3 separate regions of the Homo sapiens genome follow, and all the other regions are linked to region 2. The links are chromatin loops, found by intact Hi-C in ENCODE. Cell type or tissue: Calu3. All regions are shown on one strand.

Evidence for each region. Hi-C counts contacts between places; a loop is a spot of excess contacts. Peaks named below come from ENCODE experiments on the same cell type or tissue, not always from the same donor. Only the 100,000 strongest peaks of a DNase experiment are listed, where the experiment ranks them.
Region 1: a loop joins it to region 2, with 4 times the contacts of the local background. A loop is called at or near these places in 3 of 110 quality-filtered maps.
Region 3: a loop joins it to region 2, with 4 times the contacts of the local background. A loop is called at or near these places in 7 of 110 quality-filtered maps.

The regions. Positions count from the first base shown.
Region 1 is chr7:83,542,962-83,550,961 of GRCh38, reverse strand. The region is part of intron 1 of SEMA3E (semaphorin 3E); the gene reads left to right. Among named protein-coding and RNA genes, the nearest start is that of SEMA3E, 100 kb to the left of the region's middle. In Calu3, no CTCF peak of the experiment used is centred here; a DNase peak (open chromatin) is centred at 3,211.
Region 2 is chr7:83,645,961-83,653,960 of GRCh38, reverse strand. SEMA3E (semaphorin 3E) reads left to right here and starts at 4,822. Exons shown (of 17, transcript NM_012431.3): 1 at 4,822-5,533. The coding sequence starts at 5,419. In Calu3, no CTCF peak of the experiment used is centred here; DNase peaks (open chromatin) are centred at 4,820 and 5,360.
Region 3 is chr7:83,524,469-83,532,468 of GRCh38, reverse strand. All of the region lies in intron 1 of SEMA3E (semaphorin 3E), which reads left to right. Among named protein-coding and RNA genes, the nearest start is that of SEMA3E, 120 kb to the left of the region's middle. In Calu3, no CTCF peak of the experiment used is centred here; no DNase peak of the experiment used is centred here.

The DNA of each region.
Region 1 (8,000 bases), 100 kb after region 2:
GTTATACTTTTATTACTAATGAGGTTGAAAACTTTTTATATGTGTATTGAAATGTATGTCCTCTTTTGTGAAAGTCTAATCATATTTCTTGCCTATTTTTTCTAGTGGGATGTTTGCATTTTTCTTGTTGATGTGTGGGACTTCTCATATATTTACCAACTCTCTTGTACAGTGTCACAGATTAATGATTCCAGGAAATGGTTGGAGTTTCTCTTGGTCATCTTATCAGAACTTCTTGATATAGAAATGAATTTTCTGATGAGTAGATGATAAAATAATGGATACAATAATAGAGTAAGATGCTAAAACTGGTGGATATTCTGTAATATAAACAAAACAAAACAAAAATTCTCTTTAAATGGCATGTGTTTTCTCAATAAATGAATGTCAGATAATAGCTTCTCATTTACATTTAGAATGTATTATTTTGTTTACCTTTTGAAAAAGATATGCCACAATTTTTTAAAAATCAACAATGGTGAAGAAGGAAGAGCAACAACCCTAATTTCCCCTAATTGGAGCAGACTCATATAAAATGTTGAAATGAAGTAATGCCTGTTCATGCCTTACTATATATGTCAGCATTCCACTGATATCACTGGGTGCCACACACATGCACAGGAATTCAGAAGTTAGCTTACTGGAAATGGATAGAATAACCATTGTAAGATCATAACAATTTGATTAGTTCTTCAAAACAAGGATTTGGATCAACACAAAATACCATCTGTCTAAAGCAATTGTGAATGTGGGTGTTATCCGTTCTCTAAATGATAGGCGACCTATATAGTCAATACCATATGTGTTTAATATCGAAGCAGATTAGATGAATGAAGACAGTTGATTTTCTTGGCTTACGATGTTTCTTTAACATATTTTTTTGTGGATTGATTTGTGTAACCTCAAATGGCGTAAATAAAACTGTGGTTTTTACATTGCAAAAATTATGGACTAAAGAAATTTACTGCAGGATAGACGAGGGTATTTTGACATGCCAATGTTAATAATGTGGATGCTTTAACCTAGAAAAAGATTGATTTTGGAAATGAAACTCCTAAATATGATTATTTGCCATTCATTGCTGAGCTGAAACTGTTACGGCCATAAATGCACAGAAGAAAAGGGAAGAAAGAATGGGTTTAACCTCATAATGATTAGATTATGGAAAAATGAAAAAGCACTCATGTTGCTGACACTCATGAGGAAGCCTAGAACTTTTAGTATACTTGTCTGGGATCTAGCAGAAGATGAAAATAAGTGGATAAAGTCATTTTTACATGTTTACATTTTACTGTTTATCTTTAATAGTAATATTGGTGAAAATGTCCTATGGATATAGAATTAAGAAAAGGTGAGTTAGACATTAGATACAGAGACAATAATGATTCAATGGAAATTGATGAAATACCTAAATATGAGCACAGGTTCCATTCAATTTTAATGATACGAATGGGATAAAAGTATATTTAAAATGAAAAATAAATCATTAAAGAAGCCATGTTTGTGTGTAAAGGAAAATAGTGACAAATGTCAAAGACAGGAAAAGCATAATTGGATTTGATAATCAGACTAATAGATGGTAAAACCAGGACTCTAACTCAGGTCCATCTGATGGATGGGCTGTTCCATTTATAATTAGCAAATAGCCTTTATGATATGTAAAAGTTGTGCTTGAATAGAGATAAGAGTAGTGCTAGTTTGTTGAGACGTTAAATGAGATAACATGTTAAAGTATAATGTCAATTAAAGAGCTATACAAATATAAATTGGTATAAAATGTTGATATGAATGTTTCCATATAACTCAAAAATTGAGTTTTCATTATGTAGAATTCCAGTATCAAAAGTTTCTATTTGGTTGGAGATGAAATATTGTTTAATATGAGATATTAGTTTCTGTTTTGTCCTTCTTATTTGCATACTTGCAAATTCCCAGATGGTAGCCAGGCCTTTGGGCTTCTTTGTCTTTGGAGCATATGTTGTGATAGGCTGAAAGAGAAAGTTGCTCGACTTCTTCCTGGATTTTGTTCTCTAAATCCTAAATGTTGAGAGTTTATGCCCAGAGGAGGAGAGGGAGGAATAGAATTTGTGAATAAGATAGGTCCTTATTGGACCCAGGTCAGAGTTGGAGCATCTGGGAGTAGTGAGGACTCTTATTTTCCTTGCTTCAGGCATGCAGTCATACCTAAGAGGAAAAGGCTGCGTGGTGTATTTAGGAACAACATATTAGTGTGCTAGGCACTAAGGCTGTCAGCCTCAGTAAGAATCTCAGTGCTCAAGTTTTAGAAACGGCAGAGAATTGACAACTTCTTAAGGGATTATGCAGCCTGGGACTACAAATATTAACAGAGGTGACCAGGTGGACCAAAGACCAAAGGATCCACTTACCAAATACTCTTTCTAGATATAAAAGACTCTAAAGATCTCTAGACTCTCTAGAGAGGGAAAAAAATCTCAATAATGCACACGACTGAAACTCCTCCTTTCTGTTTAGTGGAGTCTCAGAGTCATGTATAATTTAATTTAGATAAAGAGATAGTTTTTGGACTTAACTAGAATATTGTAATAGTCATACTTCTATAAAGAAGACAGGCCCTGGGGAAGTAGTAAATCACAGATCTTTATACCTTGACTTGTTTCTAGCAAGCCATGAAAAACTTGAAGTAGAGCTGTAAGGTGGAGAAAACTTAGTCATTAAATATTTTTAATTGCTTCCAAAATTATAGCATCAATGTGGGTGTCAGAAGTGATCAAGTTCATCTCAGTTCTCTGTTTCTCTAAAATCTCTTAAACATAGATGTGAAAATGGAGAAAGGAAAGGCCTCAGGATAGATACAGTGTGTTTAAAAGGAAGTAGAGAGAGATTAATCCTGGAACAAAGACAGGAAATAGAGGAGACTAAATCTCTGGTTCATGTGCCCACCTTGGTCTCACTGGAGCCAGATATGGAAGAGGATATTCTACTGAGGGTAGCCAAGTTCACCCCTCTGGATCTGGCAGCCTCATCCAGACTGGGAAATGCTACCAGTTCCTCATCTTGTGTATTTATTTTCTGTTGAAAGATTAATGATTACTCTAGCCTCAGAGTGGGTGAACTTTTTCATATGTCTGCTTTAGTAAGCCTACTGGAGTCTGGCTGCTTGCCTCACCTGGCAGTTAAAAGGCAGGATATACCCCTCTGAAACTCTGTGGGTGGAAGAAAATTTGCCTTGGCCTGTGTTTGCTTTAGACAAACCTGCTAACCAACATCTCTAGCAGCAACCAAGAGGTTTTGGCAAGCAGCCAATTTCCTAAGGTTAAACATAAATCTTTAGACATGATTTGATAAGAAAATAATAATACCATGCATTCATCATTTTGGTGGCAGTTATACCAAAGTATGTCTGACCACAGCGGACCAGCTCAACTAAACTACCACGAGTTACCTTCCTTATTTAGGCTGTGAAATGTGGCAGAATAAGTGATTCCATTGTTAAGGGAAATCACACCCATAAAGAAAATCAGAGTTGATGGTTTTCTTACATAGATTTGGGCTTCGTGTTAAAATTCTAGCTGCAATTTTGCCAACTGGAGAAAAATTAGAAAAGTTTATAGAGCAATGATTCTACTGACAGCATCTCGATGAACTAGTCTCAGATTGTTAGACTTGTGTGGTATTTATGGGTGAATAATATGAAGTCCCATCAACTGTGATGTCTGACTCTGCCTAAATGCTAATTAATAATAACTTAAAATATTACTTCATAAAGATTACCAAAAGGTGTTATTCAGAAATAAAATTATAATGTTTATTAAAATACACTTACGATGTTAAATCAGTATTCTAAGAAAATTTGGCTCCAGTTAACATTTGGTGGTTTTTCAAAACTCTCAGGATGTATCACATAGGCAATTGGTTGACATTTTAGGAAAGACAGCTTATTAGTTCATTCTCAGCCTTGCTTATCATTGCTTATCATTTTCAAATGTCACCATTCTTGCTTTATAATCAGACATTAGGCTTGCTTAATTTCATCTTAAATTTGTCATGCACTTTTTGTTTAAACAAGTTTGAGTAAGGTATCTTCATCAATAAAATTTTGATGTAGGATTTGGTAACATTTACTTCAACCAGTTTGCTCTGCCTTTTGACACAAATCAGCCATATCTTTATTGCTAAATAGATACGTACACTCATAACTTGAACGTGCACTGTGTTACTCATCATTAATTTATTTTCCATTGGAATATGAGACATAGTGATACAATGAACATGAAATCTTTTGTCTAGACTCAGTGGATAGCATGAAAAAGTTTAAGACACTAATAAGAAGTTATTTCAAAGTACATAATGGGGTATTGATACAAATCTAATGTTGATCCTAAAGTGAAATCTATATCAGCTAATGGAAGAAAAACAAATGAATGTAAGATTTGTCTTGAGTAAAATTGTTAACGTAGGAAATGCTGGTTATGTTTTGTCTTTGTCTTCTCCATCCTTGCCAGTTCTTACTCCCATGCTACCAAAAGACTGGACTCTGTGCCTTTGGCAGCCTCCTCCTCCCCACTAGCCCTAGAGCTAGTGGTCCCACATTCACTATATTCCCCTCCTTTCTCAACACACACACACACACACACACACACACACACACACACACACACCCCTTATTATAATGCATCTTAACATGTTTCATTAAGCACCTAGTATTCAACTAGTTAAGTTATCCAGTCATCTAGTAAGCCTATAGTTATTCAGGGTAATAAGATTTGTAAATATTGGTGTTTTAGTGGAACATTATAAGATACTGGTATAGATAATTCTATCAAACATGAAATTTTTTTCCCAAATAAAAGCCTGCAGTTTTTCTTTATCCAATCTTATCTAATACTGATACATTATAATACTTGTCATCGTGGGATAATATGTGTACATATATAATTATATATAAAATATAAAAATATAATATATAATATTTTTATATAATATGCCCCCATGTAGCTTATTCAATTATGGCTCCCATTTCTAAACATTCCTAGCACTAAATGAAGTATAAATGCACAATAAAATATATATAATATATAATATTTTTATCATATATGATATATAATATATAATGTTATATAGATATCCGTCATACTACTGGAGATATATATTATATATATATATAATACTGGATATATATTTGTATATATATACACACATTCTACTGGATACACACATAAACACACACACACATACATATACATCCATACAGTATACTACTGGAAAATGGTGCTAACATATAATTTTCTTCTGACTTATCCCCAGTAGAGGCAAGAGAGCCCTGTCAAATGTCCTTAACAGTTAAAAGTTCAAACTGCACAGCATTTCCCTAGTTTTGACTGGCACATCTGTTTGTTTTCTCCACTATTTCTTTTTTTTTTTTTTTTTCATTTCTCTTCAACAGTTTTGACCTAAATAGCTGGGGAATTATGCCAAGGAAGGGTATCACACTGGATATAAAACTACAAGTTTAATAAAGCCTTGAAAAGCTTTCAAGACAAATCATAGTAGGTATTTGGGGATTGGGGGAAGAATTTTGTAATTATGAAGTGCATGATAAAAATCACTGTGGCCTGGAAGGACTGACTCAAAATGGATAGGAATGGGACTGGGGGAAGGCATGGCCCCAGGAGTTTAGTTGATTTAAGAGGCTTGGAAGACAAAGGAAGAACATTTGCCATCTTAGCAAATGAACATAGTTCTAGATGGGCTATGCCCCCATGTAGCTTATTCAATTATGGCTCCCGTTTCTAAACATTCCTAGCACTGAATGAGGTATAAATGCACAATAAAATCACATCTTCAAATATTCATTTTGGAATCAACAAGTAATAGCTAACTTTCTGATTTAGCAAGGCCATCATATCCTAAGTTTCCTATTAATGTATTTCTGTTGCTGGTTCATTAATTTTGTTAAATTGTAGCATTTATTAGCTGGCACCAAATGTTTATGATTGAAAATGCTTTCATCTAGTAGTTTAATTATCCCTGTGAATTGGGAAAAATATTAAACATTCAATTTTTTCAGCAAATATATTTCGTTCAAGTCAAGGAAACCATTAAATCATGGCTTTAAATACACATGACTAATCCAAGGAGATATGAAGCAGTGGCATAAAGGGTCCCACCTAGATGAGATGGAAACAATATGAAACTACAGCCTAAGAATCCTACTGGCCTATGTTAAGAATGCCAACTTCAAGGCTTAGATTCAGAGATACTTGGAATCCCACCTCTACCTGTTTATAGGCAACATGTCTTTAGGGAAACGATGTAAATCATGACCTTCAGTTTTTCCCATAAATAAAATGAAAATATTATTCATATCTACAACATTGAGTTGTCACAATAGTTAAATAAGATAATGCATATAAATTACTTAGGAAAAAGCATACATGTGAGCACTTAGTGTCTGGCACTGTGCTAACCGGGATTTTGGAACACAATACAGCAGAAACCTTTCTCATCAGTGAAGCTTTCATGCCTCCCCAGTTGGATCTCTCTAGGCTTCTACAAATCATATGAGTAAATAGTCATTAACTTGGGGCTTAGAACTGATTATTATTTATAGGCATAGCTGCTCGAATGAAGAATTAACACCACTTCTAAACAACATTATTATTTGATATAATATATAATGGATTTGTTCAAGCACTGTACTTCTCAATTATCTGTAATTAAGGTTTTAAATAAATGGCGAAGTAAGGAAGAACACAATAAAAGAAATTTATATACTTCTCTTAAATGTATTTTAACAAGCCTGCCATTAAAAACCCACAAATAGTTAGTTATTTTCTACTGGGCAATGATACAGGTGCCTATTTCCAACATGTTTCAGGAAATCTCAGGAAATAATTTAATTGGTACTTTATATAATTTTTTTGTTAATGTCTTTATTCTAAGGGAACTTGCTCTGTGAAAGAGAAAAGAGAAAGTGACAATTTAGAAAGCATTTGTGGGAGGGAAGGTTACATCAAAAATATAATGAATAAAGAATGTTTGACCTAACTAAAGATTAAACGTTAAGGTAAACTGATCAAGAAGTGTGAAAATATAGTGCTATAAACATTACCTTGATATTGAGGTTTTAGCTTGTGTTTTCTCTTTTGCCTATACCTAGCAAAATGGGAGTATGTTCTCAATTATGAAGTCAACATTGTTCATTGTATTATTTTATAGGCATGCAGAACGAGCAATATAGAGTTATTCATCTGCTTAGGAAAAGAGCCATATTTAATCAATTTCCTCACCTCTTTCCATCTATATCATCTTCTGCCAGGAGGAATTCACTTTACCGTTTTAGTTACAATAGAGCTGTCTTAGCTTGTAGGGAATCAACAAGCATTTTTACAGTCATGTATCACATTATATTTCTAAAGCTATTAAATCACAAACTTCCCATTACAAAAGAGCTTGTTAAGAGAATGACATTAGATGGAACTTTACCATATTGAGAAATCAAAACACAACTTTGAGTTTATATGAGTCTGGACACATAGGCAGTCTCTCTGGAATCAGAGAAGTATTTTGGTACTTGCAACCCTTGCAAATTTGGCTTTTTGTCTTGTTTAATAAAAAAAAAGTTCATTCAGTTTTATTTTATTGCTGCTTTTGGAACAACATGTTAAACATTTAAGGGTATTCATGGCAATTAACTGCCTTAAGACTGAAGTTTGTGAGCTTTTATTTTCTTTTTGACTGACTTATCCAAATAACTTTACATCTGTTTTTTCTGCTTCCCCAGAACAAACATTTTGTCAATCCATGTGTTTTATCAGTGCAAGACTATCAATAATAATAACCATCACTTACTGAGCATACACTATAATAAAAAGAACTTAACACTATACCAGTCCTACAGGTAGGTATAATTAGGAAAAACTGAGGCCCATATTAACATAGTAAGTAACTTCCCTAAAGCCTTAAGACTAGTAAACTTTTTTTAGTCTGTACATATATAAAGCATCACACTTTTGTGG
Region 2 (8,000 bases):
GATTTTATATGAATATGCCTTGCATGCTGCCTAGCATATAGAAAACAAAAAGTTAACAGTAATCATTATTTTTATTCATTTTAAAGTGGAATCAGTTTGGAGTATAGTGCTAGATATTGAGATTAATAGTAACATATTATAACCAATTCACCACTGGTGCCACCAGTAACTCACAAATATGTATAACAAAAGACATAGAAACCCATCAATTATAACATATTATAGAAGTGTTTTTTCAGAATGTCAGATTTTTTTTTTTAATAGAATGTTAGATTTTTTAAAGCAACTGATTGGAGTTCTGTCTCTTTAAGGAATTCTCTATAACCTATAAGGAAGAGTATAGGAAAACCTCCCAGGGCCTGTATATTATAGAATTTTCAGAATTAATCATTTCATTTTGCCATGAAAAGGCATGCAAATCATGACTGCTCTTTGATTAAAGTTCATTAAAGCTTATATTGGCTCCAAATGCTTATTCTGCTTTTCTTTATTATTAAAGACCTAAAAGAAAATGAGAATAAACCTAGTATAATTTGGAAACAAAGAATTTTAAAATTTTATGAGAGCAATTTCATTAAAATTTTATGAGTCTTTTTTGCTTTTTAGAATAGCTGGTCAAAAATGGAAAAATACTAGGCCAACTTATTGGATTGTCAGCCATCCAAATGATAACATCAAAATAACATTAGCCAAACCTCTTTCAGGCGGGTGAATGATTGGTGAATGATTGGATCGTATATGGTACTAATTGATGGAATGCCATTCTCCGGGACTACGCTTAGCAGCATACAAATCAGGAGTGATGTAGTTATCTGTCCTTATCTGCCTGAATCACTGAATGTGGGAAACAGTCAATCCAGACTCTAGATCCTTTACAAATTCTGTGATATAAGGCATCTGAATAGAATGACCAATAAAAGCATTAGCAGTCCTGAACTGTAAAACCCGGAAGCAGCAATGGCGGCAGCAGCAGCAACAGCAGGTCTTATTGGTGGGACATTTGAGGTGCTCCAGACTGGAGGTCATTGGGATAGCAGGGCTAGCAGGAATAGAAGAGAGATTAGTGAAGCTGAAATGCCATAACTACCACAGAGAAGTTATGTTATCTAAGTATTTTAAGCCCTTATATATTTATAAAATTTATGTATTTCTGTGTTTAGTTATAAAAAGGGTAATTATTATTGCTATTTTGATAGTTTGGTTTTTTTTAATGCTTTTAATCATAATGTTCTTCAGATGTAGTACTGTGTAATGTTGTCCACCTATAAATAATGTATATGTCATCATTTTTGTGTAAATGTTCAACTGGAAAAGCTAAAGGCATATTCCACCCCATTCTACAAGTGGCACAGGGAATTACTTTACCTCTTACTTGGCCCTCAAGTATCCACATCTCTGCCTGTCTGTATGAATAACTTCTGCTGAAGTAAGTTTTAGTGGCACATAGAATGGAATACACCGTAATACCCCATCAGCAACTTGTTAATGCTCTAAGTTTGTCCAAAAGCATGTTCCCTGAAGCACAGTAGGTACAGTGTGTGCATTTAGTCAGGAGAGGCTACGCTCTGCTGTGGTAACAAATAAACTAAGTAGCTTAACATAACATGTTTCCTCCCATTCATACAAAGTCTCTTGTGAGTCTGAGTAACTTTCTAGGGTAGCTGTCTCCAGTGGTGATTCAGTAATGTAAGATGATTCAATTTCATCCTGCCACCATTTCAAGGTAAGTTCTCCTCTTTTGCCACAGAAAGGGCTTCAGAAAGACCAAATGATTTCTTAGGAATATTTCACTGCCTCAGCCCAGATGTGATACATATCACTTCTGCTCATATTTCCTTGGCTAGAATTAGTCAAGTGAATTCACATGACTGCCAAGGAGCTGGAAAGTATAGTCTCCCATATACCCAGGAATGAATATTGATGATACGATATTGAAGGAATATTGATAGGTACTGTCTCCCACAGTATGCAAGATAATTTTAAGTCATGTAGAAACAAACTTTTACGACTGTTTGGTTTTTGCATGTATTTGAAAAATACAAGTAGGACATGAAGCCTATGAGGTAATGGTTTCATTTTATATTAATTTAAGTTTAATTGCAGATACTATGTGTTATACTAAAAATGGTGAATGTGGTAAACAGATGCCTAATGTTTTGGTAACACTGCCCTAAAGGAACATCTGTCAAACACAAATCTTAGAACGTAAAATTTCAGGCAAACTGGGAACATGAGGTGGGGCATAGCAAGCTGTTCTTCAACAAGTACCTGAGGTTGATTCAACAGCAGATAGTATGGGATTGCCTCCTGGGAGGGCTTGTTGTAGAAGCTAGTTGATTTTCTGCTGTTGAAATTGGAGAACCAGTGATGGAACCCATCATGGGGGAGACTGCAGCTCCTGATGAGTACCCAATTTTCTTTTTTTATTTTTCTCCTTTTTCTACCAGACTGAGATTGCTCTTCATACAATGATGTAAGACTAGCAAGAATGAGAGATTTTGGAATAAAACCCTTGACCTGGCAATCAATTCCTTTCTAATTGGCATTTATCTTCTCCCCTGGTTTTCCTTGTTGTCTGATATTGTTCAAACTGCTAGCCTGGATCCTCTCAAATCAAATACAGTAACATCACCTGATATTGTTGGTAACTCCAAAGTTTTTCAGTCCACTAAAGCTCTTCCCTTACTGTTGGTGGTGAGTCAGTTGTTGTTATTGTTTTTAATTTTCTATTTCCATGTTTCCCAAGAGTATCTAGAAATGGCTCCCAAGGATTCAGATTTTGATGTTGTGATTTGTCTATAGTATTATTGATTTGTGTGTAATTATGAATAGAAGCCTCTTTTATTCTCAAAAAAAGTCTTGTTTAGATGATGAGCTATTTGATGACTCTACTTCTGAGGATTCTTCTTGTTTTATTTTATGATGTAAGTGACTAATTTGGTCCCAAAGACTCTTTATTCCATTGCTAATGCCACATAGGGGAAACTGAGACTATAGATAGTTTTCTTAACAGTCATTTTTTGGCATCATCTATATATTTTCTATAGGATAAAGATAAAGGTAAAAGGACATAAAGAGTAGTTAAAAGAAATAAGTAAGGACATTGACAACTGGCAGATAAGCCAAAGCACATTTTGAGGAATCTAAACAACCCATTATTCTGGCATTTACTTCTAAATTGCTCCAACTTAATCTGAAGGATGAGATGTAAAACCAAAGACAGATCTTGGCATTCATAACATATATTCTCTTGTCAACACTTTAGAGGTGCATATTTTGTGTACTAATGAAATGATTGTAATGTCTCACATTGTCTCAGTTCTATAGTAGAGTTAGGACAGGCACTATGCAATCTTAAGTAGAATTTCAGCTATGTGAGAGTAGCCATGAATTTGCAATAAAAGGTGTAGGCACCACATTTACTTTTCCTATAATCCTACTATTAGATAACACATATAAGAGCTGCTATTTATTTTGTCATTTGTTTCCATCCTAGAAGAAAGCAAAAGAGAATTTTGAAGGTACAATGTATCACATTTAGAGCAACCTTTAGGTCTGTAGCTCATCAGACTGGCTTTTAAAATATGCAAGCATTCCAGGTTAAAAGTCTCTAAATAACTTCATGTCATTTTACTGTTAAATAATGTTTAGAGTTTGCTATCTTTTGTAGACCTTGGAAATCTAATTATTTATAATGTCCAGTGACATTTACATTTTGCTAAATATACTCTGCTTGTACAAGAACATCTCATGATTAGAAAAATGGGTAGAGAATGCCTGGCTGTACATATGCTTCTATATAATGCAAAAATATCAGGGTGACACATGTTATCTTTTTGTTATAGTTTCGTGATTTTAAAACATAATTCTCAAAAAGTTTTTAACTATTAGCATTTAAAATACAGAATAAGAAAAAGTTATCATAGTTGAGATCAGTGTTTACCATTTAACTCTCCACTATCAAATCAAATATCTATTCAAGTTTATTGGTATCTTAACATAATACCATTCATTTCCATGCCAACAGCTCCTGAGTGTTTGGCTTAGTTTTTGAGATTGATTGAAGGTAGATTGTAAAGTTGACCTATTGTGTTAAGCTTATTTACACAAACACAGTGCCTTGGAAAATCAACTCTGGAAGTCCATAGCAGTTGAATCCTAAGGTATTGCACATCCTAAGTTTTCTAATACCTGCTTTATAGAAATCCCTTGGGTGGTGAATCTCAACTTTGCCAGTTACCTTACCTGGGGGAAATTACTTCAACATTCCTAAATTTGAAGTAAAATTTAGGAATTGCTTTAGGACAAAGGATTTGCCTTTAATTTCATTTGACCAATTTGCTTAAGTAAATAATTTATCATTTCTATCAAATTTATGAGACAGTCACAGATGAACTTTTTTTTTTCAGGCTCTTGAAACACACTTTTCTTAAAAGAGTTTAAAAATAACATCCCTAAGATATAAGCAATAGAAAAAGACTTAATTTTGAAAAAAACCTTATGGCAACAGTGAAAAACAGAATTTGGATTCTGGATGGTTACAAATAGATTATTTTCAAAAGAAGTTGGATTTATTCAACTTAGGTCAATTTATCTTGGTAAGAATTTAAAAGCGCTTTCTGATGCCACATCCTTGTCTGTCACCTATTCTTAAATAATCAGTCTATGTCATCACCCCTCCCGAACTCCCCATTTCCCCCATCAAAATGTGGACTTCTCTCCTGCTGCTGAGTAACGTGGGGCTGGTTATGACTGGGAGGGAGGATGGGAGCGAGGCACGTGGACCAGAAATACTTCCTAGAAACAGCAAGTACGCTGCTCAACCCTGCCTGAACTTTCCTGTAAACAGCCACTGACAGACTGCATCCCTGCTGGGTGGATCCTGCGACTCCTAGAGGGAATGGCACTTCTTGTTTTTAATTAGCAAGGTGAAAGGTGAATTAAAACTAGCAGTTTGGCAAGTCAGTGCAAGAGGCTGACTTCTGAGAGGCTTCCAGGAGCCCGAAGAGAGGACCTCCACGGGAGAAGGGAGTGCGTGTGCTCGGTTTTGTTTTTTTCTCTCTTTTTTTTTTTTTTTTCTGAATGAACAGCTTTGCCCAAGTGACTGAAAAATACAGCTTCTTCCTGAATCTACCGGCGTAGTTGCTGAAGAGCGCTCTAGACAGGACATGGCTCTGAAGACTCACTCTTTGGAATGTCCTCTTGCTCCCGGCTTATAAACAACTGTCCCGAGGAAAGAAAGGTTTTACATAGCCAAATACAGCCTGACAAATGGCACTTCGGAACTGTGCTTTCTGATGACAACGCGTTCGATTTCTGACAAAGCCTCTCGCACGCTGCCCCTGGAGGGAAGTCCTAAGTAAAACTCAGACCCTCCTTAAAGTGAGGAGCGAGGGCTTGGACGGTGAACACGGCAGCATGGCATCCGCGGGGCACATTATCACCTTGCTCCTGTGGGGTTACTTACTGGAGCTTTGGACAGGAGGTCATACAGCTGATACTACCCACCCCCGGTTACGCCTGTCACATAAAGGTAGGTTACCTTTCCAGATCCTTTTGTTTAAAAAAAAAAAAAAAGAAAAAGAAAAAAGAAAAAAAAAGTCGTTTAACATTAACATAGGCTTATGGTCTTCAAAGACCTTTAAAATGCACCTGAAAAATTTATTGCAAAACTGACCTAAAATTCTAAGTACCTCTGATTAATGTGTCATACTCACCTCATCTGAAAACAGTGCAAAATCACATGTCAACTTAGAGATGTTATTTTTGTCTGTAAACATTGGATTTTATCAATAAGGAGTTCACTCACTAGCCCGCGGAACACAGGAAGGGAGGAAGCAGGTTGAAAATAGCCTTGAGAGGCTGAATCCACCAAGTTAACAGTAGATATTTAAATATCAGTTTATGCATATGAGAAACAAGGATGCTGGGAAAGGGCTATAGAAATAGGGGTGCAATTTGTTCTTTTTGTTTTTGTTTTGTTTTGTTTCCATAATGGAGGTAAGAGGAGAAAATAAAAATCCCGAGGAGAAAAATGATGCCCTACCCATAACTGTCATCATCATGTAATTAAAATGATTAACAACTAATATAAATTAGTTTTCCAGTTGAATTGATTATTAGAATTTTTTCATGTGTGGCAAAGGAAAATAGTTTATGACAATGCTTGTAAAATGGCTAATATGGATTAAAGTATTAGTATTCACTAGCATTTGTAGTGTAAATTTATATTGCCTTAATGAAGATCTAACAGCAAATGTTTAAATATTTCATTCTACAATTGTCTTGTAAAGCAACATCATACTCATAAATAAATGATTAAAAGATAGATTTTGCATCAGGACCAATACAAGCCAGTCATGAATAGGTTTGGTAATTCCTCCTGTAAACAAACAAATAATAAACAAAACCATGCTCAGAGAAAGTGACTTTGCTGACTTAATATAAATTCGGAATAAATTGTCAGCAAAGAAGTATTTATTATCACTAGCCATTGACACATTGAGACAGATAGCAGATGTAATACTCAGGATTACATAAGAATCATTTTTCAATTGTGTAAGCTTTTAAATTGTCCCCCACTGTAGAAAGAACAGAAGCTTGTATTTTCTAAGTACAGGTAGAATATTTATCAGGAGAAACAAAAAGGGAGTCCTCAATTTTATGTGACACGTTTGGCCTTTTTGTCTTTTTATTGGACAATCTTCAGTAAATGTTGACTATAGAAATTTTTTCATTTTTAGAATAGTGGATGTTTTCTTAGTTTAAATAGATTTCCTATAATACTATCCAGTAGATAATATAAATTTAAGAAATCCATTGATACTAAATTGGTAAAGTGTTTAAAATATAGTGCCCAGAATTAACACTAATCTTTTAACTTGGGAAGATGTATCATGGTATGTATCAAAATGCCTATTTCTAAGAAGTTTATCATCAAAGATGTCAACATGTACAAATTTGATGTGATGGAATATGGACAAATAAAAATGCAAAAAAATATAATTGATTGTTTTTCTTATGTAGACAAGTAGATAAGCTGCCAGTTTTTGCAAGCTACAATTCTGTTATATCTAGTATTAACATTTTATACCCTATTATTGGGGTACTTGTGTTTTCATGGTTCAATATCAGTGTGTTTTCCAACAGGTCACATTTTAATATTTCATAAGAGAGTTAATAATTTGATCAAAAAATACCAAAGTTCTCTGATACAAGTAAATGTTATGCATAATACTATTATCGAGTTCATCTTTATTATGTCACTTATATTCAAAGAAATAATTGTAACTGATGTTATGAGTGGTGTCATATGGTGTGAGAGTAAAACCGCTAGTATCTATATGTACAATAGACTGAAAACTCCCACAGGATTTCCCTTAACTTTGAATTTAATGGAACCAGCTGAAAATGCACAATATGATGTTTTTATACAAAGGCAGAATAGAGAGAGTTACCTGAAAATAGAATGTTCCTACTTGTGCAATTTAGTTAGTAAAGTCAGTTAAGAGATCACACTGGAGATGCTACCTGAAGCAGCAAATGCCTACTGCACCTCAGGGGCCTCAGTGAAAAGAAGAGCATATATACTGTCAGAGGAGGGATATTCAGTCCCACCAATACAATATGAACAGCCCATTTATCTCTCTAGACTCTGGAATTCAGTGAATATTTTAGAAGTCTTCAAAAACTAGGAATAAGATATTACAGATTAATCTTTTGCTGACTTGACTAATGTCAGTAACGACAAGTGTTCAGTAGCGAGTGAATTAAGTAATTAATATTTAAATGAGTATATAATCTTTCAATATAAGAGGCACTAGGTATATGTCATATAGCATCTCTGTACCGCTGCCTGACCACTAGCAAGGAAATCCAGGAGGCTCCCTGGAGATAGCCTACTAGAATAATTCAGAAATTCTTTTCACAGTTAATGATCTAAGCTGTATGGGAGAAAGGCAGGCATTTTTCTCATATTCTTCACTTTTAAGATGAAAACA
Region 3 (8,000 bases), 120 kb after region 2:
GAGACTATTGATTAAATTCCTGTGATGTGCCAGTCACTACTAAGTGCTTCTCTCTAAAAGTAGAATGAGTCATCTTGGTGTGTGTCCTCATCACTTCCATACTGTAGTAAGGGAAATAAATATTAAATCACTTTGAGAATATTCAGTTCTGGACAGGAAAGACAGTGGAGTATGGATTTCCTAAAGTCTTATCTGCCAATTATCTCTCCAGAATGTGAGAAGAGCATTTTAACTCCATTTTATGTTCTCAAATCCCAAGAAAATAAGGAATCAAGAAAAATATAACAAGAAAAATAAAGAGGTGTTGAAATGAAGAAACCTTAAAATCTAAAAAGATTCCTAATTTTTTTAATGTTGTCTTAAATTTTTGCATTGAACTATCTCCTTCAAGTTTCCCTAATTTATACATGTTTTACCCAGAAATAACAGTCAGCAATGCATGCTAACTTTAAAAAGTCACGTTTATCACATGTTGTTTTCAGAGCCAAAAGCCAAATGTCCTGTCTCCCGATGATTCCCATATGGAATAGTTGAATGCAAATATTTATATTAAAATTATTTTCATAGGTGCCAATCTTATGTCTTAATGTGGTTCAAATTAATCAGAGAAAACATACAAATCTTCACTCCATAATTTTTACAGTACAAAAGAAGTGAACTATTTAAGTAAAATATTTTGCTATCTTAAAATTTATTCATTTTTACGCTCAGTATCTGCTCTAACTTGGAAAATAAACTTTAGATAAGTTAATGTCATGCAAACATGAAAGAAAAATATGGATATTTGAAGATGTCTCTATTAAGAATATTCCAATTGGCTGGGAACGGTGGCTCACGCCTGTAATCCCAGCACTTTGGGAGGCCAAAGTGGGCAGATCGCTTGAGGTCAGGAGTTCGAGACCAGCCTGGCCAACGTAGTGAAACCCCATCACTACTAAAAATACAAAAATTCACTGGGCATGGTGGCACGCACCTGTAATCCCAGCTACTCTGGAACCAGAGGCTGAGGCAGGAGAATCACTTGAACCCAGGAAGCAGAGGTTGCAGTGAGTCAAGATTGCATCACTGCACTCCAGCCTGGGTGACAGAGCAAAACTCCATCTCGGAAAAAAAAAAAAAAAAAAAAAGAATATTCCAATCAAGAAGCACACATGCACACAAATAACTTGTTAAAAAAAAAAAAACTATGAATTTTCCCAACTTGTTTACTCCTTGTTTGATTTTCTTACAAAGTAGAAATAAATATTTATACTTGAACAAATAAAATATTAACTTTAGATGCTTAATTATAGAGTCATTTTAATGGTAAGCACATATTAGGGCAAGATGATTTTATTTTATAAATATGTTTTATTGATAATGTGTACTAAGATAAAACTTTTCATGCTATTGCAAATACTACATTCTGTTTCTTAAAAATAATCCTTGGTAATTTTATTGGAAAATGTCTGTGTGTATGTGAAAATGTACGTATGTGTTTTTGTGTGTGATGTATAAAATAAATTATAAAATATTAATTACTTTATAAAATACAAACTACATCAAATTCATGTCTGCTGACTATCTAGAACCTTGAATTTTTTTTTTCCCCCGACGGAGTTTCACTTTTGTTGCCCAGGCTGGAGTACAGTGGCGCAATCTTGGCTCACTGCAGCCTCCGCCTCCCGGGTTCAAGTGATTCTCCTGCCTCAGCCTCCCTAGTAGCTGGGATTACAGGCATGCACCACCACACCTGACTGATTTTTTGTATTTTTAGTAGAGATGGGGTTTCACCATTTTGGTCAGGCTGGTCTCGAACTCCTGACCTCAGGGGATCCACCCGCCTCAGCCTCCCAAAGTGTTGGGATTACAGGCATGAGCCACCACGCCTGGCCAAACCTTGAATATTTTTAAAAAGAATATATATTGGAAATTGTTTCACGTAGAATGAATAAAATTTACTCCTGCCTTTTAATGGCTATATACTGTTCCATTGTAAAATTCTTCAGTGATTTGTTTAACCAATACCTATATATGTAGTATCAACTTTAGCACTGAAGACTTTTTATGATAACATTAATAAAAGTTTTTTCTGATATTTGTTTATAGTGAGAGGCAGTATTACAAAGTGGTTCTGAAGACATATTTTTAGGCAGAATACTTGATTTATGTTCTGCTACTGGTTATTTAAGACGTTTTAAAAATTAATTTTTTTGTTCTTCAGTTTTCTAATCTATAAAATGGAGAAAATCATATTACCTACTCACAGGGTTATTGTAATGAATAATAAGCAAGGTTAAAGGCCTTAGAGTAGTAGCAGGAACCTTATAGTAAACAATCAACAACATTAAATCTAGATCTGTGCCCACTGAATGTAAGTTTCCTTCTCATCAATGATTCTCTTTTGATCACTGCATTATGCCCACGGCCTAGAAAAGTTGACAGCACATAGAAAATATGATTGAGTAAAATTTGAACTCAAATATGATGTGTTTATACATACAGAAAAATGACTATATTTAATAATTTATGTAATAATTTTTAGATTATAAATAAATATTAAGTGGGCTTTACTACAGATGGAGAGAAGAAAGTATAATCCGATATAAAGATTTGGGAAGGGGAGAGAAGGAGAGATGGAGGGAAAGGGAGAAATCAAGGGCATACGAATGCCCAAATTTTCCTTTTCTAAATGCTTGACCCAATTAGAGTTGAGTTTGCACTATTGAGAGAATACTAATACTTGATTTTTGCTTAGTATCCCTACCTAGCATTTCAGTTCAATGGATTCCAGCCACTTGGTTAGGGTCTCTATCACTCTGCTCAGCTTTTTTCTGACATCTTTCCAGATAACAGTATATCCTGGATAGACTAGCTAAAGTCAAGTATGAATGATCTAACTCTTGGCTATTTTAAGATTAAAGTCTCTTCGTATGCATAGATTACCTGGGTTCACAAAATGTTTGTAAATTTTTTGGAAGTCAAGATCTAATCTTCATAAGGAATTGAATCTCCTTACAATATGCTTTTATGTTTATTTTATAAAACATATTTGCTAGTTTTTGACGGGCAGCTCAAATTACCATAATTACCAAGAGTATACAGAAACAGCTATTAACTCCTCTATACCTTGGTTAATGTCTTCATGAATCAGTCACTCTTAGAAAGAAAGCAAGGTCATGGGCAAACTAGGACAAATGTATTAACACAATAACTGAAGTACAGTTTTAGGCCATGATGCTATTCATAACGTGCATGCCAAGTTAGAGTGCTCCGTGGTAGAAATGACCTTTCATCCCCTTTATCAAGCATGTAATTTTCTAGTCATCTGAAGAGCTGCTTCTCCTGGTAGTTGTAAATTCTTTAATTACTATTTTAAACACTTATGTTGCATTCCAATGATTACTATGTGAATGATTTCAAATACTCTACCAGAATGTTAACTTATAATGAGGGTAAATGGGCAACTTGAATACTCTTTTAAGCTCAGACCTTGTCTGGAAGATTTTTGTAGAGATATGACACTTTCATCATCTAAAAAGTATTTACCTCTCCACTTGAGCATATTTTTCACGTATTTAAACCCTTTATAGTATAATTCATTAAAAAATCTAAAAGACTATCTGAAGGTAGAGAACACTAATAAATCATTTTTTCATTTAAATGTTATTGCATCCTTTTTGTTCTGATAATATTCTCTTTCTGAAAATGTATTTGTTTCAAAGATTTATTAAAAATTTGAGACCCTAATTATGTTAACTAGATTATATTTTATTTTATTGGTCATAGTTTGCAAGTGGAGTTGGTAAGTTAAAATGTTGAAAACATTAAAGATTTGGATAAGAATAGCTTTTATAATGAAGACTTAGGTTTTACTTTTCCAGTCTTTTCTTGCCTGTATAGATAATTGAATGAGTATTTAATATTAAAATCAATAGTAAATTGAACTTATAAAGAAATTTTGGCAATATTACTTATCTATGCCAAGCTTCGTGCTCTTGTTAACCACACCTTATAATTGACAGTTTACTACTTGAACGATTTTCATGGTCTGATCTCTCATAAATCCCAGCTAGTCTTAAACAGTCCTTATCATCAGTTCCAACAAAGCTCCTATTCAATCCCTGATAATATTGTATTTCTATTCTAACTTCAAAGAAATAGATGAAAATATCGGTTGCTACACTTGTGATTTTTGATATTTCAAGTTTTAAATTATTTTTCAAGATTTATTTTTGTTTGAGTTTCCCAAGTTAGAAATGCTTCATAGCTCATTTGCTAAAGATTAGTTTTTATAATGTATATTATGTAGAGACTTTAAATTTTATTTATATTCAGTATTGTCAGTAGGCTAACTTAGATGACAGTTACTTTTTCCTACCAAAAAGGGCATTATAGTAAGAATTCTGACAAAAATTATATGTAAGAATATATTTTATAGGTTCAGTAATTCAGTGTAAATCAAATAATCATTTTCATTATATGTATAGACATGGGTTATAACGTTTTTGTTTAAAAGGTCATCTGTCTTATTATAACTAACTTATTCTTTTTCTTGGTTTTCTTAACCTTAGATGTTTAAGTACTCAATTACTTTAGGCAGAAAACAGGTTTTAAATATAATCACTGTGTAAATATTTTTATATTAATTGCCACAAATGATATAAGTTGTTTCCCAAAATATCACTAATGACAACAAACAAAAAAAAAATCACAAAAATTCTACGTAAATATTGACAATATATATGATTCTGGGAAAATACTTCATGAAAATGCTATCTTAGCTCAAGAAGTCTTTGCTACCAATTATGATTGAAAATTGCCAATCTCAAGGATGAAATATTGAAACCCCAAAGCTGATCTGCACTTACAGCTTCCAATGTTTAAGTATAAATATCTTTGAATATATATATCTGAGGCTTTACAACTAGGGTGTAGTTGTAACCTAAATTCTTGAATACCTAAGATAATTGAGCAGGAGTTGGCAGAAGCAGGGACCTAACTGTCATATACTCCATAGGAGCAGGGTTTAATGCTTAAATGGTCATAGTGCTGCCGATGGCCTAGACTTCCTTTCTCCTTATTTGTCCACCTACTCCAAGGAATGAGTAAAGCCTTGGGAGAAGATCACTGGTGGTTGTATTAGTTTTCTAGGGCTGCCATAACAAAGTACCACAAGTGGAATTGCCTTAAGCAACAGAAATTTAATTTCTCACAGTCCTTGAGGCTGGAAGTCCAAAATTAATATGTCCATAGAACCATGTTCCCTCTGAAGGATCTAGAGAAAAAAACCTTTTTTTCCCCCCCACTTCTTAGCTCATGGTGGTTGCTGCCAGTCCTGGGCATTCTGTGGCTTGCAGATGCATTGCTCCATTCTTTGCCACCACTGTCACATGGTCTTCCCCACACCTCTATATCCAAATTCCCCTTCCCTTACAAGCACACTAGTGATTGGTTAAGAACTAATCCAGTATGACCTCATATTACCTTATAAGACTCTATTTGCAAAGAAGGTCACACTCGCAAAGCTGGGGGTTGGGGCTTGAACATATCATTATGAGGTCACAATTAACCTCCAACAGGGACATGGAGGTAGTCAGAGCTGATCCACGTGCAGCCACAATATGAGACTACTTGGGACCCTCCCACGGTTTAACTGGTTGATTAAAAATTCAGTTGAATAAAGATAGATGACAACATATACACATTTTAAAAATATTCTCCTATTCCTTCTAAAACAAAAAGAACTTTTAAAGCACAAACCACTGAACTATAAGAAGGGGATAGAAAACAATAGCAACTTAATCTTGGCAAGTGGATAGCACATGGATGAGTGTAATTGATTTGGCAGAACCGAGGTGGCCAAATCTTAATCCCACAAAGGCACAAATCAAGAAAAAACTTGATTTGTTCCATGGAATCTCCTCCAAAGCTTCAGGAATTGAAAGTGCCAAGCACCTATATCAGTGAGGGCAGAGGTTGGATTCAAAACTTTGGTTAAAAAGTCTGTTTAATAAGCAGTTGGAACCCCAGATCTTCTACCTTATCCAATATAACCTTTCTACTTCCTCTCCAATATCCCTGAAAATAATGAAATAATTTTTTTTTCTTTGAAGTAGGTAGAACAGAGTATCTTTGCACTGAAGTACTGGACTGAAATCAGGGAAACAAGTGAAACAATAAATATTAAATATCAAGACAGATGCTGTGCTGCTATGTGTTTAAAAACCATCTCTCTGGGAAGAAAGAGCCTTGATTTGTAGGATTTTCCGACCTCCATGGTGTAAATTGTACCACCACATCCAATTTCTAACAGTCAACATGATATCCTAGAATGTCAACTTGGGAAGAAATGTGTATAGGCTGTCATTATCATTGAATTCATGCCAGTTCTATTGAGAGCCACCTAGCCTTCTTTTCCTAAGGCTTCAGAATGCTGGCAGCTCTCCAGAGACACAGTTGAAATATTCTCCTCAGAGGAATCTGACTAGTCTAAAGAAATATATTGATGCTGGACTTCCTAAAAAAAAAAAAATAACCTACCAACCCTTTCTATAGCAAAGCTTACAGTTGACAAGCTCTACCCATGGGCTTAGAGATTCCATTCTTGAGCTGCTTTTAAACACAAGTATACAACCCAAGATCACTGGATAGCTAAGGAAATCATCTAAAATGAAATATAGAGACGAAAAAAAAAAAAAAAAACCCAAACAAACAAAAATGAAGGAACTTAGAAGAAACAAACTATTCTGGAAGAAAATAAAGATCTTCATAAAGATCAGAGAAAATATTGCATCCATGAAACAAGATCAAATTGCTACTTTAAAAATGAGCAGAAAATAAAACAGCTCTTTGAATTTAAAAGTATGCGAAGAAGAATAAAAATCTCAGAGGAAGTTGTAAAAATTAAAGTTGAGGAAATATTCCAGAAGTAGGGGGAAATGATGAAAAAAATACATGAGAAAACAAGAAAATCTGAGGTCACCCCAGAAGTTCAAAAAATAAGCATTGCAGAAAGAGAAAACAGAACATATGTGAGAGAAGTCATCAATAAAGTAATTGAATACTTTTTTTAGTAATTAAATAAATGTATTTTTAGATTGAGAGAGCCCAGTACAATGGATGAAAACAAACTCATACCAAAGCAGGTCATCATAACATTTTAGAACACTGGAGAAATATAAAAGGCTCTGTGAGGTTCCAGGGAAAAAAAATTAAAATGAAAAAACAGGTTACGTAATTTTCAGGGATTAATATTGCTTTGTTCTTCATAGCTTCAACTCTAAAATCCAGGAGGCAACAGAAAATGCCATCTAATTTCAGAGGAAAATGTTTTCCAATATAGAATTCTGTATTCAGACAAAGTGTCAATTAACTTAGGGCATTGAATAAACACGGTTCAGACATGCAAGTTCTCAAAAAGTTAAGCTTGATGCACCGTTTCTTAGAAAACTCTTAGATGATGTACTTCAGTAAAACAGGATGATTAGCCAAGAAAGAGTAGCCAATCCAGAAAGAAGGGATTCAGGTCAGGAAGAAGCAAAAGGAATCCCCAGAGTAAGAGTGATGTGAGATCTCAGGATGAGAGCTGCACCAACAGAGGGTGGCTAGTCCACTGTGCTGCCAAGCAGAGGCTCCAGGAGAGATTTCTTTAAGGTGATGAAACTGATGGACTACCTGATGCATCCCACAGCATTGAGAGGTATTTAGACAACCAGTAGAGAGTTACGGGTTGAATTCCTAATTTAAACTTAGAAAACTAAGCAGATTTTAAAAAGAGAGACAGAAAGAGAACATTAAATCTCAGAATTAAAAGTAGATCAGAAAGAAGGAAAAAGCCATATTTATATCATGTATAACTTTTTTTCAGGGATAAGCTTTTAAAATGTCACAATATTTTAATAGCACGAGAGCTCACAATTCTATACTATGTACAATGAATGACGTGTTAAATTCATAAAACACACCACCTGCTTCTAGGAATGTTGTGTGGCCCCTGCACAAATGTGCTCTCTAAATTC